4 separate regions of the Homo sapiens genome follow, and regions 1, 3 and 4 are each linked to region 2. The links are chromatin loops, found by intact Hi-C in ENCODE. Cell type or tissue: OCI-LY7. All regions are shown on one strand.

What was found. A loop is a pair of places that touch in the nucleus more often than their neighbours do. Peaks named below come from ENCODE experiments on the same cell type or tissue, not always from the same donor. Only the 100,000 strongest peaks of a DNase experiment are listed, where the experiment ranks them.
Region 1: a loop joins it to region 2, with 3.0 times the contacts of the local background. A loop is called at or near these places in 9 of 110 quality-filtered maps.
Region 3: it touches region 2 in a loop (5-fold over the local background); 2 of 110 quality-filtered maps call a loop at or near these places.
Region 4: a loop joins it to region 2, with 8 times the contacts of the local background. A loop is called at or near these places in 3 of 110 quality-filtered maps.

Annotation. Positions count from the first base shown.
Region 1 is chr13:66,489,292-66,497,291 of GRCh38, reverse strand. All of the region lies in intron 4 of PCDH9 (protocadherin 9), which reads left to right. Among named protein-coding and RNA genes, the nearest start is that of PCDH9-AS1, 190 kb to the right of the region's middle. In OCI-LY7, a CTCF peak has its summit at 4,595 (motif pointing left); a DNase peak (open chromatin) is centred at 4,611; H3K4me3 peaks cover 803 bases; H3K27ac peaks cover 1,386 bases.
Region 2 is chr13:67,220,552-67,228,551 of GRCh38, reverse strand. It overlaps PCDH9 (protocadherin 9), which reads left to right. Exons shown (of 5, transcript NM_203487.3): 2 at 1-3,147. The coding sequence starts at 112. Among named protein-coding and RNA genes, the nearest start is that of PCDH9, 5.8 kb to the left of the region's middle. In OCI-LY7, CTCF peaks have their summits at 3,914 and 4,114 (motif pointing right); DNase peaks (open chromatin) are centred at 4,161 and 6,641; H3K4me3 peaks cover 5,966 bases; H3K27ac peaks cover 4,008 bases.
Region 3 is chr13:66,789,642-66,797,641 of GRCh38, reverse strand. All of the region lies in intron 3 of PCDH9 (protocadherin 9), which reads left to right. Among named protein-coding and RNA genes, the nearest start is that of PCDH9-AS2, 32 kb to the left of the region's middle. In OCI-LY7, no CTCF peak of the experiment used is centred here; a DNase peak (open chromatin) is centred at 3,141; H3K4me3 peaks cover 2,300 bases; H3K27ac peaks cover 3,374 bases.
Region 4 is chr13:66,883,132-66,891,131 of GRCh38, reverse strand. All of the region lies in intron 3 of PCDH9 (protocadherin 9), which reads left to right. PCDH9-AS2 (PCDH9 antisense RNA 2) reads right to left here. Exons shown (of 6, transcript NR_046527.1): 4 at 5,056-5,132. Among named protein-coding and RNA genes, the nearest start is that of PCDH9-AS2, 62 kb to the right of the region's middle. In OCI-LY7, no CTCF peak of the experiment used is centred here; DNase peaks (open chromatin) are centred at 3,811 and 4,691; H3K4me3 peaks cover 2,641 bases; H3K27ac peaks cover 4,715 bases.

The DNA of each region.
Region 1 (8,000 bases), 730 kb after region 2:
AACTAGACTGGGCAATATGGCAAAACCCCATTTCTACCAAAAATACAAAAAAAAAAATAGCCAGGTGTGGTGACACATGCTTGTGGTCACAGCTATTTGGGAAGTTGAGGCAAAGAGGATCACCTGAGCAGGGGGAGAGGAGGTTGCAGTGAGCCAAGATCCCGCCATTACACTTCAGCCTGGGCAACAGAGCAAGGACCCGTCTAAAAAAAAAACTGAAAAAGTAAGCAGAAACTTTAAAAAATCCATTGCAAAAATAAAATTGTTGAAACAAAAGGCCAATATGGGGATTTTAGGGGTCGGGAGGAAAATAAAAGATAATACATAAATCATGTGGCCTTGTGAAAGAGATAACCAATCGTAGCCAGTTATGCATTGGATATAAGAGCCTTCAAACTTCAAAGAATATCATGGATACACAATCCCACATTGCCTTGGAATTTTAGTTTTAAAAAACCCTTTTCTTTTTTGCCTTGCATTTGTTCTTGCCACTAATTGCACTATTGAGAACTTAATTGTTTGTGATATAAGGCCATGTTCACTATTAAATAAGGGACAAGTACCTAATTGTTGGTACAAGTATGTGATTGTAACTGACTGAGGAATTATTGACATTATGTTCCATATTGTTTCCATAATAACTGACTTGTATAAAGGCCATTTTTAAAGGCCATTACAGGACAGATGTTTACAGGACAGATGTTTATAACAGGTAACTGTCACATAAAATATTTATTTATTCAACCAGTATTATTATTTTTAAGTTCATAGCACTGAGAGGGCTATAAATACATGTCATGTTTGAAGTAATAACTTGTACTAGGGGCATAGTGTCAACCTTGAGAGGAGGAAATGAATGTGGTAGTGCAAGAAACATTTAAGGAATGGAAGGATGGAACTTTAGGACAATCAGTAGCTACATGAAAATGTGCTTGGAGATTTGGGGGGATCAAAAATGAAAACAGACCTGGAGGTATGTGATGTCTGAGATATGAGGATAGTTTCGATATAGTGGACAAAGATTGAAATGGATTTAAATGACCTAAGTTTTTAGTTGGTTTACTGGACAAATGTTAATTTTTCAAAAACATGATGTTTGAGTAGGAGAAGAAGAGTTATATTTTGAACATGTTCAGCACGGGTCAACCAAGTTAATAATTTCCCTAATCGGGGGAAATGAATAAAGATAATGTGAGAGATAGATAGTTGAGTGTTAACAGCATGAGAGAAGCACAACAATAATAAATGTCAAAATTTTATAAGTATTGCTATGGGCTTTGTACAATCTTAAACAGTTTAAACAAGTAAAGCACATCACATCAGCAAATCAACATAGGTAGGTACCATTATTACTCCTGTTTCACAGAAGAGGAAACTCAGTCACAAAGATGAGTAGAGTCATTTGCTCAGGAACACTCAATATGTGGCAGAGTCACGATTTGGGCACAAACAATGGGATTGTAGTGTCTGTGGCCATGATTACTAGCAAGAATTAGTGTGCAGTGGCTCCTAAAGAGATCAAGGGCTTAGCCTGAAGTGGAATGCACAGTTTGGGGATGACAGGCAGAAATGCAGCCAATAGAGGTCAAAGAGTCACCAGTGTGTTCTCTACCCAGAACCAAATTAAACAATTCTGACTTTTTAGAATGCTCTAGTTGAAGAAGTAAGGTTTTAGACTGATCATCCAGAGGTATGTATGTATGTATGTATGTATTTATTTTGCAAGTAAACATTGAATGGATGTCCTCTGTTTCCAAAGCACTATGTTGAATCAGAAACATCATCTCAGTGTCCACCTTGACCAAGGCTAACTTATTCCTAGTCCCCATCTCGCCTTGAAGGAGATACCGTTGAATAAAATAACAGCTGAATGTACTTAGCTGGTTTCAATGTGTTATTTCAGATTATTTATTCCAGAGTCAGAAAATGTAATTCTCTTTAGTGTTTTTCAATGTGTCATTGCTTAAAGCCTGCCTGTAATGTACCTGAAGTGTTTTTTAAATGCAGGTTCCTAGGCTTAAACTAGAATTAGAAATCAGAATGCTAACAAAGAAGATATTGAAACATGCTAACAAAAATCTCTAATTGTTTGCCAGAATTTTTAATTTTCTTTTTGTACTTACTTTTAATTATGAAAATTTTTAGTCATAACCATAGAGAGAGTTGTTTAATAAACCTTCATATACCCATCTGCTAAATTCAATAATTATTTTAAAAATCTATTTTTTTCATGTTTTTAACTCCTTGTTCTTCCTTTCTTCCCTTCTTCCTTTATTCCTTCCTTCCTTCCATCCTCTCCTCTGTCTTATATAACCCACTGACATAATCACACTTAATAAAATTAGTAATTATTTACTGTCATTTATATTCAAATTGTGACAAATTTCTCAAGAACAATATTTGTACATTTGGCTTTTGTTTCAATTCAGAGACCAAAAAGAATTAAGACATTGCCTTTGGTTGAAACATTTAATAAATCTCTTTAAAGCAATCTCCCCTGCCCAACTCATTAAAAACAATTTTTAATGTAATGGATATTTTGATGAAACCAGGTCAGTTATCTTGTGAAATATCCCACAAACTGGATATGCTTTAAATTTATCTATATTATAAAGATTTTTAAAATGTACATACCTTAAAGGGTGTGTACCCCAGAGTTTCTGGTTTCTGGTCTAATTGTTGGCAGTAGAATGGTGGGGGTATGGAGAGAGTGAGAGACAGAGAGAGAGAGTCACAAGCACACATTTAAATTAACTTAGGTAAGTCTGATGTGCAGTCAGGATATATTTATCTCCTCAAACTCATGGCAAATTTCAGACAGCTATTTCAATCATTTAATGATTTATTTACAAAATCAAAAGCTACCTCCATTAGATTTGCATTTCATTGTTTGTCAGGCTTGGTGATTTGTTGTCCGTGTAAACCTTGTCTATTCCTACTATTTCATGCTGTGGTAGAATGTTTCAGTATCTTGTCAATGATTAGCAGTTAATAAAATATCATGTCCTGAAATCTGAGAGCTTACTGTTTTCTGAAGTTTTGCCATCTTAAAAGCATAGAAAATCCTTTTGATAGAAATTCTTTACATCGAAAATTCTTTTGATAAGTAACTTTGTTGACCTTATTCTTTAGCCAACCAGATTCCTTTTCTACTCAGGTTCTACATCTCTGCATTCTCATAGAGTGAAAATTTACATTTTGTTTTCTTTCAACTATTACAATTTATTTCCCCATTGATAAATTAACATAAAGTTATTTTTAATTCATAAGTCTTAAAAATGTAACTGAACCAGTTATTCAACATAATCATGGTTTAATATTGCTATTGTTATCATTAGTGAAACATCATATTGTCATAATTATTTTATTATTATATTGAAAATGTTATTAAACCTTTTTAGTATTGCAGTCATTATTAAATATATATGTGGCATCATAGGCCTTGAGCATTGATTAAATGGTTTATTCACCCATAGTGTGACTCTATGAAAAACAAAAGTATTGACAAAGTGAGCTGTTTCTATAAATCAGTTAATCCTTCAAACTTTGATTATATCAGTGCCTAACACAGTGTAAGAAATTAATTAATAATTGTTGAATGAATGAGTACATAGTTTCCATGATAACACAATGTTTTAAATGTATGCTGTAGTAACTTCCTTGGTTATGGCAGCTCCTTGGTAACTACTTATGATGTTCAGTTATTTGCATTTATTCTGCTTTTTGTTGACCAATCACATTTCATGGTTTAAAATAATTTTTATGGTAGCCAATTAAATTACCGTGGTTGCATGAGATATAAGTGAATAATTTCAAAAATATGAAACCATTTGGATTATTATTAACTCAAGTATGTCAAATAACATATAGATATGTGCTAAGTTTACTAATACAACTGTTATTGTAATAAAAGAATTTATTAAGAATAGAACCTTGCGAACAATCTGCAGTTGCTTTGAAAGTTTAAGTTAGGAACATAATTTGTTCCTTTGTCTCATAAAAGAAGAGACTTGCTGGCTAGTATTCAAATGCCACAAAAACACATTTGCCACACTGACATAAAATATAGATGAACTTTTCCTCCAAATAACAAATGTGAGATTTACTTCAAGTCTGCAAAAAGATGTAAATGTAAGAATTCCTATTATCTGATTTTCTTCTGAATATTTTGCATTCCTTTGAAATATGCTCTAATAAGCTTATAGTCACATAGGAAACATGTTTATTATTATTTTATTTCTTTATTCTGTAGTATTCTAGTCTAGATCGCAGTTTAGGGTCTTCCCACAGGTGGTGAGAACTCACTCAGGATATTTTTAATGAGACAGGATAGTCACCTCATTAATAAAATATTCAGAAGGACAAAGTCCCAGGATCGCACTTAGCTCCAGCTTGCTCACCTTTTCTTTGTAACAATGTATCTAATTTGTTGTATTAATTTGTGTATATTTCATGTATTCGCCAGAGAAATTCATTTAATTTGATCCTGACCTTATTATTCAAAGCTTAAATGTGAAACATAACCTTTTCTCCTCAAGTGGTGTCACAAAAGGTTGCATCTTAGTCATGCAGCTGATCAATGGCTGTCATGCAAAATGAGGCTTCCACCATCTCTGAGTGGCACCTGGTGGTTATTTATAGCATGACCAGCAAAGCCATCTATCTTTTCTGACAGCTCACACTGTTACTAACCCAGCATCATGTTTTTCTCTAATGCCACTTGCAAAACATCCACCCATGTATTCATCATTCCTTTATTGAACCCATTTTAAAACATATATATATCATTATATATAAATATAAAAATCATTATATATATTTGTTTATATTTATATATATTTATTATATATAAATATAAACATTAACTAGGTTACATATATGTGTGTGTGTGTACCTATTTAATGCTAAGGATAGAATGACCAACATTCAGAAAGCTTTAATATATATTGATTGGAGAAAAAGTTGAATGATACTGAGATTTCTGTCTATGTAAGACAAGGCTGGTAGACTCAGGAACCTTATTATCTCATGTTATATAACCATGAAAGTAAATAGCAACAGCTAATCTTTTAAACTTTGATTGTGTCAATCACAACAAATCACAACAACTATAAATATAAATCATGAAAAAGTAGTATCACAACAGAAGACAAACAGCAAGTATCTTTTCTGTGACATTTCTCTTTAAGATCTCTTTTAAGGGAGTTTATTCCTCAGAAACCCGAGCACAAATCTTCTCCCTCATTTCATTGATCCAAATTGAGTCATACATACCCATTTGAGAACCAAACTTTGTGGCCAGGGGAATGCCATGCACATATGGCTTAGGTCTAGGTGACCTGAATCAATTTCATTGATGCAAAGTTTAGAGAATAGGAGATGGGGCCTACCAGTATCACAGTCCCGCGATGTGGAATCAGCTTAACCCAAAGTACCTGCACTAGGTGTGACTAATAGAACATATGTCTAAAGGAAAGAGGAAGAGAGAAATGGACCATGACAAGTAATCAATGATTGTTTAATAAAAACCTGCATTAAAAACTTACCTTTCTATGAGAAAAACACATATGCTATGTTAAGCTTAACTGAGAAAGTGATAATATAACAAAAGGAATAAAGGAATTGCATTTACATGATACAGTGTACAAGTTCAACTCTCAAAATAGTTAAGTATTACCCAAACAATTCAAATCAATGCCAGCTACTTTGTGGAAAGTATACGAACTAAAGAGAAGATAATCAGCTTTTCAAGTGTTGTACTTGGAAACCAACAAGTCACTTAACGCTCTAATATGGGATATTTACATTCCTCGCTGATCACAGTACTGTAGTTCCTCACTACATATTCACTGAGCACAGTCTCTCTCTCTCATACACACACACACACACACACACACACACACACAATATCTCCTGCCCTCACCCAACACACACACCATTTCCTTGGCCAAAATCTGTTCCGTTCTAGGTGGCAAAATTTACGAGAGAATTTCAGCGAAAACCAGGCTCTTATTAAATTTTCCTATTGTGCTTTAAGCCAAGTGATCCTTAACCACTGTTTAAAAAAGAACAACTATGGACTTATCAAACACAATCCATATATCTGAATCCTATCCAAGTGTGCTTTCATTTAAAGAGGGGAGGCAAAAGAAGTGCCTATTTTGTAAGAGGCAGTGAAAGAGTTTACTGAAGTTTAGCATTAGTTTAAAACAGATGTTCAGGAGAAACTAAGAAGCTAAGAAGCCAGTAAATAATGTATATATCAATCAAAGTGAGAGTATATCTCATTTCTATAAACTGAGGATTTAATTAGCTAAAAGAATTGGTAGACTAACTTAAGACAAGCTGTCATTCTCAACAGCATAGCCTGAAGCAGGGACAGATATGCTGGGCAAAGAAATGTCACAAAAAGTTCTAACTAAGGAAATACATTTATCCAGATTTAACTTTTACCTATGAGAAAAAAGGCTTACTTAGAACACGTTCTGAGATTTTAATTGTTTAGCTTTGCTCATAGTTTTTTGCATCAGGAATTTTTTTTTCTGAATTTTATGTGCTTTGATTAGTCTATTAAAAAAAATAGTTCAGCAAGCTATAGATTTACACAACTGATAACTCTCTTCCTTAAAACACTCTCTTAGACCACCACCTCACCTATTAAAAACAGTTAAACATTACGAATTGATCTGAAAAAGACAAAAATTAAAAACAAAACCAGTAAAATAAAAGCCACAGAAATCGAGGTAATAGATGTAAAAAATAAATAAACCTTGTGCTGAATCTCATGAACTACACCCTTAAAAAATCCTCTCCTATTCTTTCCACTTTAGTTATCTGTTTTTAAGGTCCACAGATTTAAAAAGCAAATTAGAAGAGATGGACAGCAACAAGTTTTCCCTTGAGAGCAGCACCACATGAAGCCGACCGGTATAACAGTGTTCAGGTCTTAGGAAATCTACAGAGAAAGCATTAATGGAAAAATCACCCTCTCAGAACTTTTGGTAAAAGTCAAAAACTCTGAAGAACTCAGGAGGCCTTAATGGCACTGGTGGCCTTAAGCAAAGGACAGATATTTCTATCTCTAATTATGACCCTAGATCATCCCTTTTATACAGCATATTCTCCTCGAGAAGTCAGAAAAGAGAATACAAGATTTAGAAATATTTCTACGACAGCATTAGGAGAAATACCTAATGTAAGTGATGAGTTAATGGGTGCACCAAACCCATGTGGCACAAGTATACATATGTAACAAATCTGCACGTTGTGCACATGTACCCTAGAACTTAAAGTACAATAGAAAAAGAAGTATTTCTACCTACTGCTTGTGTTTCTGTGTTTATGAAAATCAGGAGGAATCAGAAAATCACTCAGTTTCTAAGAGTTCTGCAATAGAAGTGGTTTATTCTGTTTGAGGACAATGAAGTCTGAACATTTTAAGACTGTTACTAGCTCTCCGTGTTCTTATCATAACAGAAACTGATTATATTTTAAGCTGCTAAGAATGTATGTGTGTCATCGATGAGGCTTCTTCACTCATTTTGTGTTTTGTGGGAACAAGAAAATCATGCTACAAACTAGGCATATACAGATGGAAATTTCTTCATGGGATTTGCAGTGGAGAAGGTAGATTTATAAGGAGGCAGTGAACATGTAGTTGTATACTAATAATCAAATGTTGGCTGGGTAAGGTGGCTCATGCCTGTAATCTCAGCATTTTAAGAAGCTGAAGCAGGAGAATCCCTTGAGCCTAGGAGTTTGAGACAAGGTTGGGCAACATAGTGAGACCCTGTTAGTACAAAAAATAGAAAAAATTTGCTGGGTGTGGTGGTGCATGCCTGTAGTCCCAGCTACTCAGGAAGCTGAGGTGGGAGGCTTGCTTGAGTCCAGGAGGTCAAGGCTGCAGTGAGCTGTAATCTACTGCACTCCAGCCTGGGTGATGGAGCCTGTCTCAAACAAAAATTTGCCAGAGGACTTCTGGAGTAAGAACAAAGGGCAAA
Region 2 (8,000 bases):
GATATAATGCATCCTCCAGTCCATGCACGCTTCCTCTTGCAATTTGTGCATCATTCCTCAGTGGAAACCTTTAAACCCTAAAATCCAGGAAAAGAAAATAAATACATTATCATGGACCTGAGGGATTTTTACCTGTTGGCTGCTCTGATTGCCTGTTTAAGGCTGGATTCCGCAATAGCTCAAGAACTTATTTACACTATTAGAGAGGAATTGCCTGAAAATGTGCCCATAGGAAACATACCAAAGGATCTGAACATTTCTCACATCAATGCTGCCACAGGGACCAGCGCCAGCCTTGTCTACAGACTGGTTTCTAAAGCTGGGGATGCCCCTTTGGTGAAAGTTTCCAGCAGCACTGGGGAAATTTTCACAACCTCCAACAGAATAGACAGAGAAAAACTCTGTGCTGGCGCCTCATATGCTGAGGAGAATGAGTGTTTCTTTGAACTTGAGGTGGTGATCCTCCCCAATGATTTCTTCAGGCTGATCAAAATAAAAATAATTGTCAAGGATACCAATGATAATGCCCCCATGTTTCCATCTCCTGTCATCAATATTTCCATTCCAGAAAACACTTTGATCAACAGCCGCTTTCCAATTCCATCAGCAACAGATCCTGACACAGGCTTCAATGGTGTACAGCATTATGAATTGTTAAATGGGCAGAGTGTTTTTGGACTGGATATCGTGGAAACTCCAGAGGGAGAGAAGTGGCCACAACTGATTGTTCAGCAAAACTTGGATAGAGAACAGAAAGATACCTATGTGATGAAAATCAAAGTAGAGGATGGAGGCACTCCACAGAAATCCAGTACGGCCATACTGCAGGTCACAGTAAGTGATGTAAATGACAACAGGCCAGTGTTTAAAGAGGGTCAAGTGGAGGTGCATATTCCAGAGAATGCTCCCGTAGGTACCTCTGTAATTCAGCTCCATGCCACTGATGCAGATATAGGCAGTAATGCTGAAATCCGGTACATTTTTGGTGCCCAGGTCGCCCCTGCAACCAAAAGACTCTTTGCTTTAAATAATACTACTGGGCTGATTACAGTTCAGAGGTCCTTAGATAGAGAGGAGACAGCCATTCACAAAGTGACAGTGCTGGCTAGTGACGGCAGCTCCACTCCTGCTCGAGCAACGGTTACCATCAATGTCACCGATGTAAATGATAACCCTCCTAATATAGACCTCAGGTACATTATAAGTCCCATCAATGGCACCGTGTATTTATCTGAGAAAGATCCTGTCAATACAAAGATTGCCCTAATTACAGTTTCAGATAAGGACACAGATGTGAATGGCAAAGTGATCTGTTTTATTGAAAGAGAGGTCCCATTTCATTTGAAGGCGGTATATGACAACCAATATTTGTTAGAGACCTCTTCTTTGTTGGACTATGAGGGCACCAAAGAATTCAGCTTTAAAATTGTTGCCTCTGATTCTGGGAAGCCCAGTTTAAATCAGACTGCCCTGGTAAGGGTTAAGCTTGAGGATGAAAATGACAACCCACCAATTTTCAACCAGCCTGTAATTGAGCTGTCAGTTTCTGAAAACAACCGACGTGGGTTATACTTAACAACTATTAGTGCCACAGATGAAGACAGTGGGAAAAATGCAGACATTGTTTATCAGCTTGGACCGAATGCCTCCTTCTTTGATCTGGACCGAAAAACAGGAGTTTTGACAGCCTCCAGAGTATTTGACAGAGAAGAACAAGAACGATTCATTTTTACAGTAACTGCCAGGGACAATGGGACCCCTCCCCTCCAAAGCCAAGCGGCTGTGATTGTTACTGTTCTGGATGAGAATGACAATAGCCCCAAGTTTACTCATAATCATTTTCAATTTTTTGTGTCTGAGAATCTGCCAAAGTATAGTACTGTGGGGGTAATCACAGTGACAGATGCAGATGCTGGAGAGAATAAAGCTGTGACTCTTTCCATTCTAAATGACAATGATAATTTTGTGTTGGATCCCTATTCTGGAGTCATAAAGTCAAATGTCTCATTTGATAGAGAGCAGCAGAGTTCCTACACTTTTGATGTCAAAGCCACTGATGGAGGACAACCACCTCGTTCCTCTACTGCAAAAGTAACTATCAACGTCATGGATGTCAATGACAACAGCCCAGTTGTCATTTCTCCACCGTCTAATACTTCCTTTAAGTTGGTGCCCCTCTCAGCCATTCCTGGCTCCGTGGTAGCAGAAGTTTTTGCAGTGGATGTTGACACTGGAATGAACGCTGAACTAAAGTATACTATAGTGAGTGGAAACAATAAAGGCTTATTCCGGATTGATCCAGTAACAGGTAACATTACTCTGGAAGAAAAACCAGCACCTACTGATGTGGGATTGCATCGTTTGGTGGTCAACATAAGTGACCTGGGGTACCCTAAGTCTTTGCACACGCTTGTGCTTGTATTCCTTTATGTTAACGACACTGCTGGAAATGCCTCCTATATCTATGACTTGATCCGCAGGACTATGGAGACCCCGTTGGACAGGAACATAGGGGATAGTAGCCAACCCTATCAAAATGAGGACTATCTAACCATCATGATTGCCATCATCGCCGGTGCCATGGTGGTCATTGTTGTGATCTTCGTCACCGTTCTGGTGCGCTGTCGCCATGCATCAAGGTTCAAAGCAGCTCAGAGGAGCAAGCAAGGTGCCGAATGGATGTCCCCAAACCAGGAGAACAAGCAAAACAAGAAAAAGAAAAGAAAGAAAAGGAAGTCTCCCAAAAGCTCTCTTTTGAACTTTGTTACTATCGAAGAGTCCAAACCCGATGATGCAGTTCATGAACCTATCAATGGGACAATAAGCCTGCCGGCTGAACTGGAGGAGCAAAGTATAGGAAGATTTGACTGGGGCCCGGCACCTCCAACAACATTCAAGCCTAACAGTCCTGACCTGGCCAAGCACTACAAATCTGCTTCTCCACAGCCTGCTTTTCATCTCAAACCAGACACTCCAGTTTCCGTGAAAAAGCACCACGTGATTCAGGAACTCCCTTTGGACAACACCTTTGTTGGGGGTTGTGACACCCTTTCTAAACGCTCTTCCACTAGTTCAGATCACTTCAGTGCCTCAGAGTGCAGTTCCCAAGGAGGCTTCAAGACAAAGGGCCCCTTACACACCAGACAGGTAAACGAGCACTTTTACTGGTCTATAAGTACTGCATACAAGTGCCCAGTCAACCAGTATTAACGTGCCAGTATGTCTATTGTTTTGGTCTAACTTTAGCTTAGTTAGAAAGAGGTAAAAAAAAACTTGACCCCTTTTCTATTCCTCTGGGGCTCAGTCAAGAATTTTTAGAACAGCTTTGAAATTTCTGAGTTCTGAGAATATTTTCTCCTTTCAGTTTCCTTCAAATGGCAAAAGATGAAAAGAGAAAATTATTCCAAAATGTCCCAAGATAATGTTTGCTGAAGAAGAAAAAACCTGTCCTGATATGCCAAATTCTGCTCCTGGGGGTTTCCAAATTGACTGCTTCAAGACTTTCACCTTACCTTTTGATCTAAAAAGTCACCTTCAAATCTCAAGTTTTCAATGACTTTTGAAGGTGTGACTGCAATTATGTTGCAGCTATGGTTGCTAAAGGGGTTAATTTTTTTTTTAGTCTCTAAACAGGATAGTAGAATATTAAATGTACATCAGCTGTGAAGCACATGATCGTTGATAGATTGCAACTAAGCCATATAGGAAGTCTTCTCTTTGATTTCAAATTATTTTATTGTAATATATTAAATTCGGTACTTAATAGAAAGATTTTTAGTGTCCGCAGTGGCCAAATACTCTTTCAAAAAAAAAAAAAAAAAGAATGCTTGCTGCCTAATATAACTGATTTAAAAAGAAAAGAATGAATCCATTGTAAATATTCTCTCATCTTAGTAATGCATAAGTGATCTGTCATAACTCATTTTAAACTGTGAAATATGCCATATGAAGAGGGATTAAGAGGCTGAGAAACTCATATTTCAACCAAATCCAGAATTAGTTTTTCTTAGGTCTAATAATTCCTTGTTAATAAAGATTTAAATGCAGCGCTGTCTAATTTATTTCACTGGTGCTTGTCTGTTGCCACAAAATTTGAATATCGATAATAGCCTGTAGATGGCACTAGGGTATCATGTCGCTTGTGCTGGCCAGGTGCCAATCCCGCAGTAGCAAGGAGAAGGGGGAGGGAAGGATCAAGCTGGTAGTACAGCCAAAGATACCTTTTATTTAATGATAGTTGCTCTGGAGCAACTAGCATTTAAGTTCATTCGCTTGCTCTTTTGTGATTAGCTCTCAGCACACCAACTTTCTAGGATTTCGTAATGCTAGTTCTGTCTTTGTCGATATGGAGTTCACCTATGGTGATGGCCCATCTGTACTTGTTTATAAATAAGGAACACATAGATTTTAGAAAATCAAGTAAAGCAAAATTAGTTTGCAGAACAGTATCAACAGTTATCATTGATTAGTCTTTGGAGAATCAAGAGTTTTTATTTTCTGAGGGTGGGGTGAAGTAGGATGTTTTATTGAAACAGTTTCCCCCTTACCAACTATCATTTATTGCTCTGGAAGGACTTAAGGCTTCATGGTAATAAAATATTTATAAGAGTAATTTTGACAATGAGTCATACAGATACTCCCAGAACATCAAGTATAATACATATTACCATACAACTAAAATCTCCATTCTTAAAGTAAAATATTAAACAGTAGAGCGTTTTAAAAGTACAAATATTTACAGCTTAAATACACAGGAAGAAAGGACTTTAATCAGTATAGAATTTTAAAGGAGACTATGAGATTATTACATATAAGTCAAAGTTAGAACGACTTAATTTTTGTGTTAACTTTGTTAGTATTTGAAAAGAGGTTGATGTTTTAAAATTTAAAAAATGTTCAGTCTTAGTAAAGGTTTTTAAAAGTTAAATAGTTAACTATGATAAGAAAAGTAATTTATGAAACTAAATGAGTTTGATTAAAAAGTTGCTCTTAATGAACAGAAAGAAAATTTTTTAAATTATTTACTTCTGTTATGGTTACTCACAATACACATGGTATTTTATGATATGCATAATTATGTTGAGAAACTAATATGACTTAAACTTTTTCATGTAAAATCTGACATTTTCTTTCCAAAGAAATGTACTGATATACTTCCAGCATCATCTTTTTTTCTGTCTATACGTGGTGATATTAGCATTGATGTATAGATCCACTTTTTCTGACCTCCCCAAAAGTTGAACCTATATATAGTGTAGTGACATAAATGTTAAGTGCATTTCAGCAAAGTATGCAAGAGATCTTTTCTTGAGGCTTAGTCAGTCATAAAAGTCTTTGTATGATGTAATCTTTCAAATAGGATACTGAGTAATTCTCTAACTGGAACTAAAGTGCGTTTTAGAAATTTCTTGTGACCATGTGTCACTTTGCAGTTCTCCTATGGGTATTCCAATGTTCATATGGAACTAGGTAATTCACTCTTATGATAAAGAGCTATTAAAATGGCTTTGCTTACACCTTTTAAAAGTTTTCATGCTGAAAAAGAAATAGTGTGATGTTGGAGAAAAGAGATAGAAGTCGGTGGAGAAGTGGTAGTGATATACAAAGTAATATGTACATTTTTTTGGATAAAAGAAGCATATTTCCTATGAATGAACGACATCAAATATATACTACTCTTTAAAAATTTGTTTTCACTGAACTGTATGATTGCTATCTGCAGATGTTCTAGTTAAGCTAAAAAGTAAAAACTTTTTTAACTAGTGGCTTTTATATAAAATGTGCTCCTGAAGCTACACAATTTTGAAAGAGTAACATTTCTTGCTACAAAAACTTTCAAAGGAATTTATTTAAAAAAATACAATCTGTGAAGATTTTAGTTGTGTGACGACTATTGCTCACACCATCTTTTCATTTTATGCTATTAATTGATATGTGGGTAAAATGCAAGATTCTTGGTTAAAAGCTTACCAAACTTAAATTTCACTCATTTATACTGTATGTATAACGAAAACATAACGTCTGATGTTTTCATCATGAATTTGTTTGTGGTACATCAATTCCTATATTGTCTGATATTTTTCCCCTTGCTGTTTTCCCTTGTGTTAACCTGCAAAGAACATAGGAAACACTGTAAATCATATTCCTCATTCACTCTATTTTATAAAGCTTTCATGTGTCACTAAATTTTTCACAGATTATTTCTTACAAATTTTTGGAAGTGCGATTAGCCTTTATAGGTTAAGAATTTACTTTTTTTTTTTTGGCAAAAGGTCATGTCTCGGTAATTATTTGTAAAAAAAAAAAAAACAACAAAGTTTACAGCCAAAAGGTGAAGAGGATGAAAACGACAACATTATCCATTCCAACAAGGCTTTAAATGATAAAATTCATTGGTATATTTGCCTAAAAGAAAAATGGTCTTGTTGACAGATATTGTTTTAAAATATGATACTGATTCTCCCTGTGGAATGTCTGGGAATCATTTGGAGCACTACTTAAAACATGGATTGTTGGGTTCTACCCCAGAGGCTCTGATTTCGTACCACTGAGGTCAGGACTGAAAATATACATTGCTAACAAGTTCCTAGGTGGTACTGATGCTGCTAGTCCAGGGCCCACACTTTGAGAACCACTACCTTAGCATATTGAAACAGGAAGTGTCAGCCTCTTTCCCTCTCGTATTATCATATCCAGAGAACCTGTTTTTGCACAGCCCAACTCTCAGCCCACTTATTGACAGCTGTTTTATTGTAGCTGGAGGCTTTACAGTAAGCTGTTTATTGCTGTTTCCCAACCCAGTTGACAGCATTTAGGGAATTAATTTCTTGGCCCCTGTGTGGTTTTTTGGGGGTGGGAAGAGGGAAGATAAATGAAAATGTTAAAGTAAAAGAAATAGTCACCCATTTACATTTGACAACTTCTTCAAGTAGTAAAACAGTCTGTAAGAGTTGCACTAGACATTGGTTCTGGGTAAACTGTCATTTAATTTTCTAAAGGAAATACTCATTTTAGAGCTTTAAACATCCTGACTTTTCACAATCTAGAGTATTTACTCACATATATTTTTCTATATATTGAGGAATGTATACACTGAAAATGTGTATGCGTGCTGTACTTAAGTGTATACATGTATTTTTACAGTGTAAAGGGAATTTCTTCTATTCCAAACCATTTAGAGATACTATATTACATTTATGATTACTTTTCATTTTTGAATAATCTACTACAACCACTACTGAAATGTTATTATGTTATGTAAAATGCGGAAGGCAGTCACAGAATTGATATTTAGAACAGCTAGGGAAAAAATGCAATTGAAAGTGAAGGGGGCAAATGTTAACTAATGTGAGGCTAACCAAAATCTTTAAGATATTTTCAATTATTAAATTCTGGAATAGATATATATAGTGACAGTTGAACACAGGTGACAACTGATCCCCCAAATGCAAATTGTTTTTAAAATGTTATCGGTTGTGATTTTTATTTCTATGGCTCTTTGGCTAAGTGCCCTATGGTCATGAAGTCAGTTTTCATACTTATGAGGTAGAAGATACCCAGAGCCCTTGGATATTAACACAGATTTTTGAAATGAGGATAGGCCACCCATTCAAACTGGCTATCTTTCCATTTGGGTTTGTAAGATAAATATTTGACTATTTTTCTTTCCATCTTGATATTCCTAAGCTATAAAATTCAAGACGCATTTTGGCCTTCCATTGCTAATAACATTAAGCAGAATAAAAATGAAAAGTTACTATTGTATTAAACATAGACATGTCTGTTGATTCTTGAATATTTGTTAACGTAGAGAAAATAGTATATGTGGTGACAATATTCTATTCTCTTATTATTTGTTTTTGTTGCCATTAATTCAAGATATAGAAACAAGGAACATTAATGTTCTCCTTAGTTTCAGACCAGTCATCCTATGGTGAGACAGGGCAGGCTTTGGTGTCATTGAAATTACTTTGAAAATATTGTACTTGTAATAACATGTT
Region 3 (8,000 bases), 430 kb after region 2:
TTGAGTTATTTTAAAGAAAGTATCACATGTGTTTTATTCGCCATAGCATACATAGAGATTGCACTTAGCGATTTATCTACATTTACAATTTATGTGAAATTGTTTTAAAATTTACACTGATGGTTTACTTAGAAAGTTTGTTATTATAGGGTTAGGACTTTATGTTCTATAAGGAATTTATTCTCTAATAACCGTAAAGCAGACAAAGATGAACAACTGAAAGAACTATGTCACTATGGTAAAGTGCTGGAGTCTAATTGGAATCCTACATATATTTAGATTATGGGGTATAAATTACTTTTAAATAACCATAAATCATTATCAACCCCAAGATGATAATGGGGTTTCACGGGGAAACCCCAGTTTCCCCATGAAATTTATATATGGGTAGGTTGAATAAGTCTTTAGAGCAATGCCTAACTAATGGTCTAGAATACTAGAAAAAAAATGTGAGCAACACATATTTTAAAATATAACTCCCAGTCAAAAGAACTCTGTAACCTGAGAGATAGAGTCTTAATTATGGTGTGGAACTATCCCCTTAATTATTTCTTTGTCCACTTCCCTAACTCTTTCTCCTTATCTCAACCTATGAACTAGCTCTACTGAAGTTCTTTAAATTCCTCTAATAAGCTGTATTATTTCACTGCTTTGTTTTCTCACCTCTTATAATCATTGCACAGAATTTTTTTCTCCAGTGCTCACCCATCTTTTAAAGTCTTCATCTGCCACAGAAATCAAAATTTACTTCTTTTTTATAATCTTGCCTAGCATTTCCCTACTTCTCCTAATGTGCTAATTATTTTCTTCTTCAACCGTTAATACACTTTTATCAATTTTATATTAATAACACACATCTAATATAATTATGTATTTATATGTCTATATCTCCTAGGCTTTGTGCTTCTTGAAGGCAAGAACTATTTTATTCACCATTTTCACAGTGTGTGGTAGAAGCTCAACAGATACTTGTTGAAAGGATTAATTCTCTACAGTGAACCTATATTCTGCATATTACTAAAAATCTCTCTTCAGTTTATTACTTATGCACCCATCAAATGAGAAACATTGCTTTATGTTTGCTTTTTCTCAATATCATCTCAAACTAAAACACAGTTACACTTTTATTTAATTTTTCAAACCAGAGAAGCCAACTAATTTGAGGAAGCTGTCACTATCAGCAGAAAACTGGGGTACTGCTTAAATGACTGGTCCTAATTGAACAAAAGAGACTAATTAGGTATAAGTAACACCACTGCATTAATGAGAATATCCCCTTGACATGTTGTTCCATGGTAGGCTTCCATGTTTTACAGACAAGGGTCTGCAACTTTGCTTTTTCCCCAGCCTCTGTACACATGACAAAAATGTCACAATGCTGTATATAAATGGAGCTGGCTGAATAAATAAGCTTTCTTCACACACATTCAAATGGATCAGGAATGGGCATGACATATAAGTGCTAGCCAACTGCAGATGATAGCCACAAGTGCCCCCTAAGCCAAGGGATAGTGAAAACTGGTAGAAAATGCTTCCAAACACCGTGCTAATTTTTACGGAAATATCATCCTTAAGCAAAATCCTAAACTATCTATTTTGTTGAAAAATCATGGGTTAACTTGCTAATATTGCCTATAAAATGGAGGAGGCAGCGTGCAGACAGCCATCCTAGAACATTACTGGGCAGCAGTTACTGCTTCCCAGAGGAGAGAGGAGATGAATCCTTCCAAAAGCCATGAGCGAGTGAGCACACAAACAAATCAGTGGGGAAAGCAAAAGGATTCAGCAGAATTCAGTGTTTGTAGTAACAAAGAGATGCTGTTTTATAGCCACAGTAAAAGTTCAGTTGTAGAACAAAATGAGTGCAAACACTCCATCTGTAATGAGCTGCTTTAAATTGACAGCATTATCATGTTTTACCATCTTTGCAAAACATTTTTATTAGTTTGATTGGCAATGAGTAAACAGAACACCCTCCCTTTTCTCTTTCATTTGAATGTGGCAGAATATCTTATATAGAAAGAAGAAAAGCCACCAAAATAAAAACAGGCATAAAAATACTACTCCTAATCAGGAAGCATCATATCAACAATAAAGAGAGAAAGTAAATTAATAAAAGAATGGGAATATGGTGCACTGTGATATTTTCCCCCAGTCATATATCGGCTGGAATTAATTAATTAAAGCTATTTATAAATTATTTGTTAGGCAGTACCTTTCATAAAGGTGTTAGCAACAAGTATTTGTTAATCAATTTATCTTATATTTATATGTAGTATGATAGATTGAGCATTCCAAATCCCAAAACTGGAAATCTGAAATGCTCCAAAATTGGAAACTTTCTTGAGCATTGACATGATTCTCAAAGAATGTTCAAAGCATTTTGGATTTTGAATTTTTGGATTAGGGATGCTGATCCAGTCAGTATATAATGCAAATATTTCAAAAACTAAACAAATTCCAAATACACAACTCTTCTGGTCCCAAGCATGTTAGAGAAGAGATAATCAAACTGTATTCATTTTATACTAAAAAGAAAAATAAGTGAAATTATGTTAAATAAATTCTTAAGATACTTTATTACCCTGTATTTGCTGGCATTTAACACAATCTCCTCCTTTTCATTCTTATTTCAATTTGTGTGTGTGTGTGTGTGTGTGTGTGCCTGTGTGTGTCCGTTTGGGTTAGTTCCATTTGCGAAACTGTCTGATTAGTGACACCAGAACTGAAATCTAATTAGGATTCATTCACTTTAACTTTATTTATTAAAGATACTATAGATGTAGTCATGAGTGTTTCAGTGAACTGAAAGTGAAAAGGGAACCAAAAATGGTAATAACAGAGCAAAAGATCTTATATTGTTTCACTGCTACATCAAGAACTTTATAGTGAAATATACACATAGGATGAAAAAGAGAGTTAACAGGCTGCAATACAGTATTGACAGCAGGAGAGTTAAGGTCAAGCAAAGTTGAACAGCAGCATTACTGCCAGCCATTCTTCCTTGTAGATCTGAACTTTAATCCACAGAGATTGTTAAAGCCTTAGGTGGAGGTTGGGTGATAATGGTGGCTGTTATCCTAAGGAACAGATGGTAGAGTGAGTGACACCTATAAATGTGCAGGCTGCGTCTCTTCAGTGACAAGATGCTAAACGCTTCTGGCACTGAAGTAAAAAGACAGGTGTCTTGACACAAAAAGAAGTATTGAAACTTTGCCTCTAACCATGTATGACGGTGGAGCTAATTCTTCAAACCTAAGTAACTGAAAATCTAAATTGGTGTGTATTAATTGGAAAGATTACTCTAGGATCTTTCCCATCCATGTTTCTTCCCTTGCTCTATCCCTCCCTCTCTTTCCTTCTTTCCTTCCTTTTCTCTTTCTTGCCTTTCTTCCTTCCTTCCTTCTTCCTAATTAGACCCAGATGCCTGTCATCTCATAGTAAATTAACATTACAGTCTACGTTTTTTATTTTAATGGGTTCATAAATTTATGTGAAAAAAACTATCTTTCTTGTTTCTAAGACAAATAAAATAACAAAGAGAATTATTCCTTCATAGAATTATACATGACAGTGGAGTTCTTCAGTTACCTTTATGTCTGCCTTAAGTGTAGTGTGAAGTTAATCACATATACATATACTGTATATGATAATTGTAATTAGCAATGTCGGGTTTAGAGATTCATGTGGCCAACAGGGAAAACACAATAGTGTAAAAACAAATTTAACAAATGTACTTACTTTAAATTCCATTATCGTTTCAACAGATTACTTGTTTTAAAAGGTATTAAAGCTAATAACATTTAATCTACTTGCTTGAATGTAACAGCATTATTTTAGAAGCCAATGAAAATAAAGCTCCAATAATCAAGCACAACAGATGTTAAAGTTTTCAGCACAATTCTTTCAAAAAGAAAATAGGTTCTACTAGTCAATGCCTTATACTCTTTTTTCCTCCCCTTTGATTTTAAACATATAGTCATATTTGTTTTTTTCTAGAAAGAGAGAAAAAGGTGATGGACCAATAAACCATATTATAATACTTCAATGAAATGTTCTGACACTAGTTATAAATAAATACGTCATAAATGTTGAAAGACAACATGAAAGTTGTTTAGATACATTTCATTGAAGTGGTAATGTAAGTGAGTGGTACCACTAAAGCCAATATAATGGTATTAAGGATTAATTTATACCTTGGGCTTTGCTTCACTTTACCTATAAAATCACTGACTCATCCTAAAGTAATACTAAGTTATTTTCTATCTGTTTTATTCTAGACTGTATGTTCTTACCAGAAAATGTCTTTCTATCTATGCATAGCAAAAGGTATTCGTTGAATAAAGACACTAGCCTTGGGCATGCAAACAATCAAAGTTAATTAACATGAATAGTCCATGTTCTCTCCAGAGGAGTGCTTAGTGAGTTGTAGACATTTGAAGACTAACTGTAGGCCCAGGTTTTACATCTAATGACCATCATATGAGAATGCATTATATATTTATATACATATCTTTATATATATATATAAGCATATATTACATGTGCAGTATTATGAAATTTTAAAATTGGCAGCAAAAGTCAATTTTAATTTCTGTTTGTTCTGGTTCACAAAGAATCTTACCATGATGTAATCCAATCAACTAAGGTGAAAATATTCTTCACTCCTTGATTCATTGTTGAAAATAAGCTATTTCTAAATTATTTTTGTGATTATATTTAACATTTTCACTATCAATACACTATAGTAACTACTCAGGTTGCTTGAATTTAGTATCGAATCTGTTTTGGCACACTATCCTTAAGTGCAACACCTACATATATATGTATGAGTGTGTACATATATTTATTAGGCATTCACATGTATAGCCAATTTAATGATCAGATTTTTTCAAAGGTAATCTGTAGTAATATAACAAATTACCACAGATTTGGTGGGTTTTCTTGGCTTGGTTTTTGTTGTTGTTGTTTTGAGATGGAGTTTAACTCTTGTCACTCATGCTGGAGTGCAATGGCACCATCTTGACTCACTGAAACCTCTGCCATCTGGGTCCGGGTGATTCTCCTGCGTCAGCTTCCGGAGTAGTTGGGATTACAGGCATGCGCCACCAAGCCCAGCTAATTTTGTATTTTTAGTAGGGACAGGGTTTCACCATGTTGGTCGGGGTGGTCTCAAACTCCTGACCTCAGGTGATCTGCCCACCTCAGCCTCCCAAAGGGCTGGGATTACAGGCATGAGCCACCGTGCCTGGCCCAGGTTTGGGTTTTATAACAAGCTGCACATATATGGTCTGTGTTTTCCTAACTCTATAGGAGTACAATGTATACATATGTTCTATGTTTAATAAAATCTATGTTCACAACATTTTTAATGGCATGTCCTTGGAATAATTTATCCAGTTGTATATGTTAATACAGACAGTTTTCTACTATTGTGGAATTCTTCAGGTGATCCTGGAATAAATCTCGAAGGTAATAGATTGACCAACAAGAAAAATGTTTTCATTTACTGACTTACATATAATTACTGACTTATATAAAACCACACTAATATGCCTTAATATACCCTTGGAATTTCGTGAATTGAAATTTGCAGAGCACTTTGATGGAGCAAAGTAAGCATTCTAAATAGGATATTATTGATTTTTATTATAAAATTCATAACCCAGGTGTGTAAGAGTCTTGGAATAACTATGTATTGACTTCAGCTCAGTAAAACAAAGATTTTTTGTGTGCATAATGCAATGTATTTATGAGTGGTATACAGAGTGTATATCTGTCACACTATATTATTTATATTGTAGAAAAGTCCACATGATAGAAAAAAGAGTTACAGAGTGTGGTTTATATATGTTTAGAAAACAATCACAACAAATGTTATTAGATTAATCCAAAAGTAATTGCGATTTTTTCCATTGAAAGTAATGGCAAATGATAGCATTTACAAATTATACAATTTACATAATACATACATAAGCATGTACAAATTATAGCATTACTACATTATTTACATGTATGTAATACATTATTATACATTATTTACATGTATGTAAAAACATAATTATTTACAAATTATACCATTACTTTCATTGGCAAAAACCACAATTACTTTTTGTATTTGAAAGTAATGGCAAAAACTGCAATTACTTTTGCACCAACTTAATATATGTGTGTATATAAATCACAAAATCTTTATAGTCCTGCAGTTTGTCATTCAAACATTGTCAATGGACTAAAATTATTTTACTGAAATGTTTACCAGCATAGCATAATAATGAATTCCCTTTTTTAACATGTACTCAATTTAGAGGAAAAAAACACTGCTCAAGTTATAATATATTGAAAATTTCATCATAAGTTCAAATATCTAATAATTGTCAAACATTAAATCCTGTGTTTTATGACTCACCTACATTGATTTTGCTGTACTTATTTATAATGTATTAATTTCTCCATGTGTTTATGTGCAAAGGATCACTCTTGCATTATTACAGATGAACAGAGCTACAATAGAAAATGAAGTTACTTCACTTACTCTTGCAATAAATTCAGTGCGTGGTGTAGGATGATAGCTAACCTCACACAATAGCTTCTGCTTCACTAAAGGCTTAGAGCTAGAGAATTTGCATAGTAATGGTAAATCGCCTGTTTAGAAATTGTCTTGCCTTTGAGTATTAACTTTTCTGTGTTATGCTTGATTGATTATTTATAGAAATGTAACTCCTACAGAGAGCCAACATTAGCTGGCTAAGATAAAATACAATTTTAAAAACAGTATAGGTGATTAGTCTTCTACATGACATGAGATTTCTTTTTTAATCCTGTATAAAGTTTCATAGATTAATAATATGGCTAAGGATTTCCAACCATAGGTAGGAACATTATTTGGAATTATATATGAGATTGGGCACTTGAAAAATAAATAAGGATACTTGATATATGACAGGTGGCAATTTATGTCATGGGAAAAAGGATAGGATTTACTCTATTGATGAAAGAGTTGGTTATTCATTTTACTAAAAACATTAAACAGGCCCCTGCCTCACACCATACACAAAATCAATTATAGATGAATTAAAAAACCAAATATATAATGCAAAACAAATAGACTTTAAGAAGACAATATAGAAATATATCTTCATAGACAGGAAATTTTATAAAGCAGGCACAATTATAAATTATGCAGAAAAGGTTAATACATTCAACTACAAAAAATTAGAACCTCTCTTTGTGAGAGGTGATTGAAAAATGAGTAAAAAGTCAAGCTAGAAGATATTTGCAACTTATTTAACTCATGAATGATTACTATCCAAAGCATATTATGAACTGCTAGGAATCAATAAGAAAACAACCAAATCTTTTGGGGAAAAAATTGCCAAAAAATGTTTACAGAGGAGAAAGCATAAAGGTTTACAACTATATAAAATAATGTCCCACCTTATTATTTATTACAGAAATGTCAAGTAATAAACAATGAAATACCGTTTTACATTTACTTAATTAACCAAAAAAAATTTGTCTTACATTGTTAAGTGGTCTGCATGTGGCTTCAGTAAAATTCTTATTAATCATGGAAACAAAAATTGGTAGAGCCACCTTAAAAACGTTTAGCATTACCTGGTAACTACCCTGCAACCCAGATATTGCATTAGAAGATAGATGCCCTAGAAATAATCTTGGTTGACAACAATATTGGTAACTAGACTCCAGCCTTACTCAAATAGACAGAATTTTTTGCTGAAGAATAGAACAGTTTGTACACTGCTCACTTATTTGTTAGACACCAAGTAAATGACAGACAAAGTTCTAGATGCAAGAATATAGCAGCAAACAACACTGACAAAAATTCTATTCTTATGGAGCTTGCCTTTCACAATGCCAGATATTGTACAAAAGAAACAAGTGAATTATATGGTCTATAGAAATTGATAAATGTTAGTAAGACCAACAGAGCATAAAACGGGGATACACAGTGCTGAGAGGAAGTTGCAATCTTAAAT
Region 4 (8,000 bases), 340 kb after region 2:
CAGGCAATACCATGGATGAACCTCAACACTATCGTGCTAAGTGGAAGAGAAAAAAACAAGCAGACACAGAAGGCTATATGCTGCATGATTTTATTTCTGCGACATTCTGGAAAAGGCAAAGTGATAGGGACAGAAATCAGATAGGTGGTTGCCAGGAACTGGGGATTGAAGGAAGACATTAAGTACAAAGGGGCACAGAGGAAGTTTTTGAGGCAATATAAATGTTCTATAACTTGATTGTAGTGGTGGTCTATCAAAGAAAAATTACACTGACAGAGTTAAACAGACAAGGAAGATTTTATTCAAGGCTACTGCAATAGATGAGAGAGGTGGAACTGAGCTCAATCGAAACAAAAGGCAGGAGAGTTTTTAAGCTCTTAAACTAGTGGAAAAATATTGGAGGCTATTAGGTGATAGATTGGTCGATGTGATTAGGCCATTTGAGTTTGCTAATTGCCTTTTTATCAAAGTTCGGCTCTTGCCTTCCCACTAAGACTAGGAGATAGGGGTGCTATCTTTCTTGATGAATTCATTTCAAAGGGATGACTTCCAGGTACTTGAGAAAGACCATCCTCATTTGTAAAAGTGGCAATCAGCAACCTCCCAAAAGAGCAGAGAAAGAATTTACAATTGCAAGTTTTCTAGAGTAAATGCCTTAACCAAAAAAAAAAAAAAAAAAAAAAGTTCAGAAGTCTACAGTTAGGAAGAAGTTTGTCTAAAGTTTAGTCAAGCTAAGCAGAAGGTTAAGAGTGTCTTAGTCAGGTTCCATGACTACATGTGTTTTTCAGAACTCATAGAATTACTCCTAAAAGGTTGAATTTTACTATATGCAAATGATAACCCAATAAACCTGACATTTTAAAAAGTGTAGCTAGGAAAGATGTCATTATTGTCAGAGAACAAGAGCAGTAGAATAATGATGCTATGCAGGAAGAGAAAAGTAAGATTATCACCCTAGAGAATGAATTTTTTCTTTTCCATGTAGAGAACATCTAATATCTTTCATTAGTGACATGATAATTTACAAACCTAATATATTGCCAGATACCCGGGCTCTGCTAAGAAATACAAAACAGAGACCATCGTTGCTATAGATAATAAAATGGGTTTGCTTGCATATCTTTTTGTTTACTGAATTGTTAAGAAGAGCAAGAAGCTGTTACCCAGAGTAATGTATTTGATTAAAATCAATACACCAATATATCCAAATGCTATCCCCAAACTCATCATCCCCATGGCTTCACAGAATTGAAGGAATTGTCCTATTTTTTCGCCAAAAAGCGATGTACATAGTCAGGTAAAAAACATCTCAGCAGGAGTGAATTTTGCTTTATTGAATTGTGCCTCTTTCTCAAAATGCAATAGTACAGTGGCAGAAAGAGAAAAGAGAGGTTCTGTATTTTGGCTCTATACTGCTGAATGCTTCATTTTAATTCTAGAACCAGAGAGTGTTTACTCTCCTGGTAGTAGCAATCGGAGGGCAAAGTTCTCATTTTCACCATGGAGTAAGTGACAAGGAGTTGGGAGCAGGGAACCAAGATCTCCAGGGGACAGTATGCTTTATGTATCTTATTAACAGGAATCATAAGTGTTTCTCCTCCACTTGAGTCACTTCATTGAAAATACAAAAAGCTCATTTACCAGCACCCATAGGCATAAGAATCATGGAAGCAATCAATTAACACAAATACTTTCCCTCTGAAGCTTGCTCGTGACCTTGAGATATGTGACGAATGACTTAAAGAATGAAACAGATAGAAGTTTCGTGCTAAACCAAAAAAATTATGTTCTTCCACATGTTGAAGAGAAATAAAATGGAGAAAGCCAGATATATGTTTAGTTTAAATAAGACCCAATAAATTCTATAACTGCTTCGTGTGGCTTTGGCCTCGGATCAGAGGTACCCAGTCTACACAGTAATCAGGACTTTCTCAATAAACCTCAGCCTGTTACAGTTCTTACCACATTTACTTTCTCAATACGATAGTACTTTACAGCTATCTACTCGCTTATGGCCAAAGTTCCTAGCAGTTATTGATAACCAGACCATAGACTTTACATCTCAACCGCACAGGCAGGAGGAAGGCAATCAGCACAGTGAATTTCCTAACCTGGATCTATCTTCCTGAAAGTTGAATATGATGACTAAGTTCTACAATTGAGCTTGTGAATCTCACTATGGCAAAACTTCTTATGTCATTTTTATTTTTAGCTCTTTGGCACAATTATAGAAAATTATTGTAGGAAAATCACAGCTTCTGTAAAGAGGAGCCCTGACTGCTTTTAAGAGCTTCTGAATGTTGGGAAAGCTCACAAGCTCTGTGCAGTGCATTTCTTTGTAGAGAAAGGCAGATAAAAATTTGTTTACTAAAAGAATGAAGTAAAATTGCATGATACTTTCAGATTGTCTTTCCTGTTCTCTGCCTCCTTTTTCTGAACCCTGCCTTTTCTGCCCTTTGCCTCAGCTGATATTAAAAATGTCTACTCTTCTAAGGCCCATCTTTCTCTTCAAAAATCACTTTTCTGTGATTTACCTGCCCATTTTCTTTCCTCTTTTTAAAATTTTCTTTTTTTTATTTATTTTTTTTGGGGACAGGCTGATATTTATTTTTTATTTTTTTATTTATATTTTATTTTTTTCTGTCACCCAGGCTGGAGTGCAGTGACGTGATCATGGCTCACTGCAGCCTCTACTTCCTTGGTGCAGGCTCAAGCAATCCTCCCACCTCAGCCTCCCGAGTAGCTGGGACTGCAAGTTTGTTCCACCACACCCAGCTAATTTTTATTTTTTAAATTTTTTGCAGAGATGAAGCCTCACTATGTTTCCCAGGCTGGTCTTGAATTCCTGGGCTCAAGTGATCCTCCCAGCTCGGCCTCTCAAAGAGCTGCTATCATAGGCACGAGCCACTGGACCTGGCTGGTGGTCCATTTTTTTGAGTGTGCAGCAGAGCTAATCTTGGGGAACATATAGTTGATGAGAATGGCAATTTTGATTAGCCAATTTCCCATTTCACTCTCACTGAGATGCAAGTGAGTAAAATTAATTAGCATAATAGCCAGAGGTGTTTGCAAGCTGAGTTCAGTAAAACCATGTCACAGTAATTTGATATATCATAGAGTGACTTTTCAAAAACTAGAAAATATGTGGATAGAATTTCAGAAAACTACCTATATAACAATGTACCTTTATCATCCACATTATACATATGATCATCCCTTGATTTAAAAGCAATATTATGACTTTTAGGTTTGTAACAATAGACTTTTTTAGATATCCTTGTTATGTGGAAAAATGACATTAACATTTTGCAATCAGGTTTTTTTAAGTAGCTTTATCAATATGAGTATGCTTTAACTTCTAAATTAGTGCCTAGTTTATTTACAATACCAGAGATGGTGTGAAATAAAGATATGAATGGAAGATCTCAGCAATATTCTATAACATATTTCTTACATAATATTCACTTCTGAATGTATATTAGTAATTAGCGCATTAATACTAACATAGCTAGTGCTTACGTATAGCAGCAGCTAGTAGTGATAGTACTTTCCGTGATTTCATATTGTTACAAGTGCATGCTGTTTATGAGGGCACTCTATAGTTGCAAATTAGTTCATTCTTTGTTTGAAAATTTCAAAATGCCTTTACTAACATCTCCACATTATACAAATATACTTGTGTTTCCTTTCCTACTTTGTTTGTTAAAAAAAATCTCTGCTGTAGAAAATAGAACGTAGCATTTTTTTTTTCTAGGGCAGAATGCACGTCTCCGTTTTTAATGCATGAGCAGGCGTTTTGGTTCATTAAGCTCAGTGGCACTGATAGTAAACTAAAGAGGAATGAAAGGAAGAGGAACTGAAATACCATCATCCCACTAATGATACTGAAGCTGCTCAGCTTTATTGGGAGACTGCCCAGACATTCACTAATAGAAGGCATGGTCCAGGATGTGAACTTGGTGATGCGGTGCCAAAATTGCAAATCCAGAAAAAAAAAAAGGCATTGCTAGAAGATTTTCTGGAATAATTTAATGAATTGTCTAGAAATACAGGGTGTGTGTGTGTGTGTGTGTGTGTGTGTGTGTGTGTGTGTGTGTTATTATATTTGTTGGTGGGTGAATTAGAGAGAGAGAGAACACAATAGAATAGAGAAAGGTTAAAAGAAATAATGAGATCGGGGAGTATTCAGTTACCTCAAGGCTGTGTTAAAAAAACACAGCAATTCTATCACAAAAGTATATGTATCTCAGAGTGCATGAATTGTAGAATATTCAGATAGTTTGTTGTCACTTTATAATTTGGAGAATTTAGCTCCTGAATGTTAAATAATTTTGAAAAACATCTTTCTTTTAAAGAAGGGGCTAGAATGCCTGCTTCTTCAGATACCCACACACATCCATATCACACTGCTACTTAGCTGTTTACTGATACCTAGTTATAATAATTAACATTATGATTTCTTTCATAGATGAATATTATTGTTCCAAGTTCACCCCTGCAAATGAGGGAGTATACAGAAATGTACCCTTTCGAGCTGGAAGGAAGAAAACAGATTCTCTGTTCAAATTGGGCTTATGCCCAGTTTGAACAGAGAATCACTCAGCTGTGGATGGCAGCTTTCGTGGCCTCTGGCTAACACAAACTCCTCAGTGGCTTTTCAAAGCCACTTAGAATCAAGTTCCAGCAAGCTCAAAGTAGAAGCTGCAGCTGCAGACACTGAGGAACACCTATGTAGCCTAGACTCATGCTCACAGCCCCCTTTCTGATTTTAACTCTGCTTGTTTTGCGCGGGAGGTTGGAAGGTAAATAGAGAAGGGGTGTTTCTTTCACCCAATGTTCTCTTCCTTTTCTGCAACCCCTCAGGGTGAGCTAAACCTTTTGGAAATTGGCCAGTTATACTCTGAAAAACACAGATCAGAGATTGAGCTTAGTGACCTCTTTGCCCTTTAAAAAAGAGCCAAACAGAGAATTCCCTTTTATAAGTTTAATGGCCCAACAAAGGCAAATGAATTAACAGAACAAAAACAGTAAGAAGGTCAGTTGTGATCACTGTACCTGAGTTCATGTTCTCCATTGAAACGTGGTGTGAAAATCGATCCATGGTTAAAGCTTTTCCTGCTGAGGACACTTCACTAATGAGAAAAAAAATGGCATTTTATTAAAATACCAGAGGATCCTATGGGGTAGAGCATGAAACATATGGAAAACACGGAGGAAAAATCTAGCAGAGATATCCTTAAATACAAATTAGTTTTTAGATAAAGAAAACAGTTTCGTGAGAAGAAGTATAAGCTATTTCTGGGTCTAAGGTATTTGGAGCCCAGCAGAGATCTCCATTTACTATCAGTGGTATTACAATTCTTCCATTCTACTTCAAGTTTTATTCTTATAAGTTTCAAAATAAATATAGAGGAGAAATTAAGTTTTACCAAGTAGGAGACTAAAAGGCCTTTATTAAACTAAAAGCATCTTAGAATTCAGTAACATCAGCTAGTGAATTGGAACATTAGCTAGTTTGGCAATATAAATGCATAATCCCAATTGTTACTTGAACTCTTTCTCTCTTTCTCATAAAGAATTCAAAATCTTAAAAATATTCTATAATATAAATTATTGTTTTATATCATCATGGCTCAAAACTAAGTACATTTAATACAGAATAACCCAGCTAATTAAGTATATTGTTTTAATCTTCAATTTAACATACATGTACTAGCATATTGCTTATCTACTGCTACACATATATATTTTCCTAGGCATTTTAGAGATACATATTTATTGAATTCCTAACTCCTACACTCATGTTTTCTAGAGCTTGAGACAGATCCTACACATACATCTTCATTGCCACCCATTTTGAACTGTATGCTCTAACAGGGCAAAAAGTTGGAAGAAGAGTAGAAGTTGAGATAGATTCAGGCTGATATATCAAGGAGTGTCTCAAGGAAATTGTGTAATTTGAGCAGAACATCAGAGAGTACTAGGAGAGCATCAGAAGATTAGAGCTTAATCAGGAAAAAAAATATCATGGGAGTAGTACCGTCTAGGCAAATGAGATAGCAAAAGTGAGGGGCAGAGGATGGAAAAATTCAGGGTATATTGTGGTACAGGGAGTACACTATCAGGAGAGAGAAATTTTAATCAATTTTATTGCTGATATGAATTTGTAAACCAGAAATAATATTCAGGCAGTAAAGACTTACTGAGATAGGCAGTAATAGAATATAAGAATATAAATGCTTTAAAATATTTTTGAGAGACATAGAATGTAACTTGTCATTTTTTTGTAGTTCCCTAAATTTATCGTAAAGAAAATTTCTCTTTCATGCAGTAATGTTTTGGGAGATGAAAAAGAAGATAAAACTTAAATCAATTAGATTCATTTGGCATATCTTCTTTCTTTCCTTTTCTTCTTCCTCAAAGGTATCTCTTCTATTTGAATACCTTAAAATGCTGCAAACTTGGTCAGTCCACAGAATCATTTATGGTCTGACCAACTGTCAGTATGTTAGCTAATAAAAATATTATAATGTAGGAAAGCCAGTCTTGCTTTGGAATCCTTTTCTTATGCTATTTTTCCTTTTACCTTCTGCTCCTTCAAAATGAACATCACCACCACCAACTCAGTCTCTCAACATACGTCTACAGAAAATCAGCCTAACTCACAAGATTCTTTCAATACTGCAAAGACTTTGGATGGCTTGGTGAGTGCAGGACATTACACTCACACAAATTAAGAATCAGAGACAAAGTTAAAATTCCTAACAGCGATGTGCTAATTACTATATTGCAGATGCTATGGGAATACACAGAAACAATTGGATTCTGATAGAGGCCAAGTTGAAGAACCAGTAGTGGATGAATTTTAAGAACTATCTTAAATAATGACCAGAAATTCAGTAGGTGGGAAATTAAAAGCAAGAACGCTTAAAGTGGCCAGGCACGGTGGCTCATGCCTGTAATCCCAGCACTTTGGGAGACAGAGGCAGGCGGATCACTTGAGGTCATGAGTTCAAGACCAGCCTGGCCAACACAGTGAAACCATCTCTACTAAAAATACAAAAATTAACTGGGCAGGGTGTGTGCCTGTAGTGCCAGCTACTCAGGAGGCTGAGGCAGGAGAATCGCTTGAACCTGGGAGGCAGAGGTTTCAGTGAGCCAAGATCGTGCCACTGCACTCCAGCCTGGGCAACAGAGTGAGACTTGGACTCAAAAAAAAAAAAAAAAAAAAAATGAACGCTCAAGATGAAGGGAACAACAGACAACAGGTTAGAAATGAAGGAGCTAAGGTGTAAGCATGCAGTTGTGTACAGGAGAAGAGTGAGCACTTCTCAAACAATGTCCAATGAGAAGGTGTTCTGTGGAAAAGCAGCAGCGACAAACAAGCAAACACAAACACAAAATCCTAACACAGCCACTATATCATAGTGTAACAAAGGCAAATATTAAAAACCCCAGGTTTCTTTCTTGAAGGCCTTTTTTTAACTCCTTTAATAAACTAATGCATTTTATTACTCTCTCATAAAAGGAACATTCCCTCATTAAAGAAATGGTTGTGCTTAGAACCATTATTTCAAGGGGTGTTTAATGGGACTGGTAGTCCATGGAACACAATGTGAGAAAGGCTGAGTTAGAATATCTTCAGTCAGCAAATGAAATATGGCTGTTTTTGTTAGAGAAAGGGAGACAGAGGTATTCTACATTCATTGGATACCTGAAAATGGGACACATTCTTTCAAACAAACAAATGCACACACACACACACATTAGTGCTGATTATATATCTGGCAACACACCTGTGACACTGTAAGCATAATGAAAAATGAGTTAAAACCCAGCCTTAGTCTCTATGTAACTCACAGCTGTGTTCAAGGTTTAAAAAGGAGTTAAATTATTATTTTCACCTCTAGAAATAATTGAACATTCGTAGGTAGCATTTGATCAGAGCCTTAGAGGTGATGTAGATATATATAAAGGGATTTCTAGGCAGAGGGAAAAAC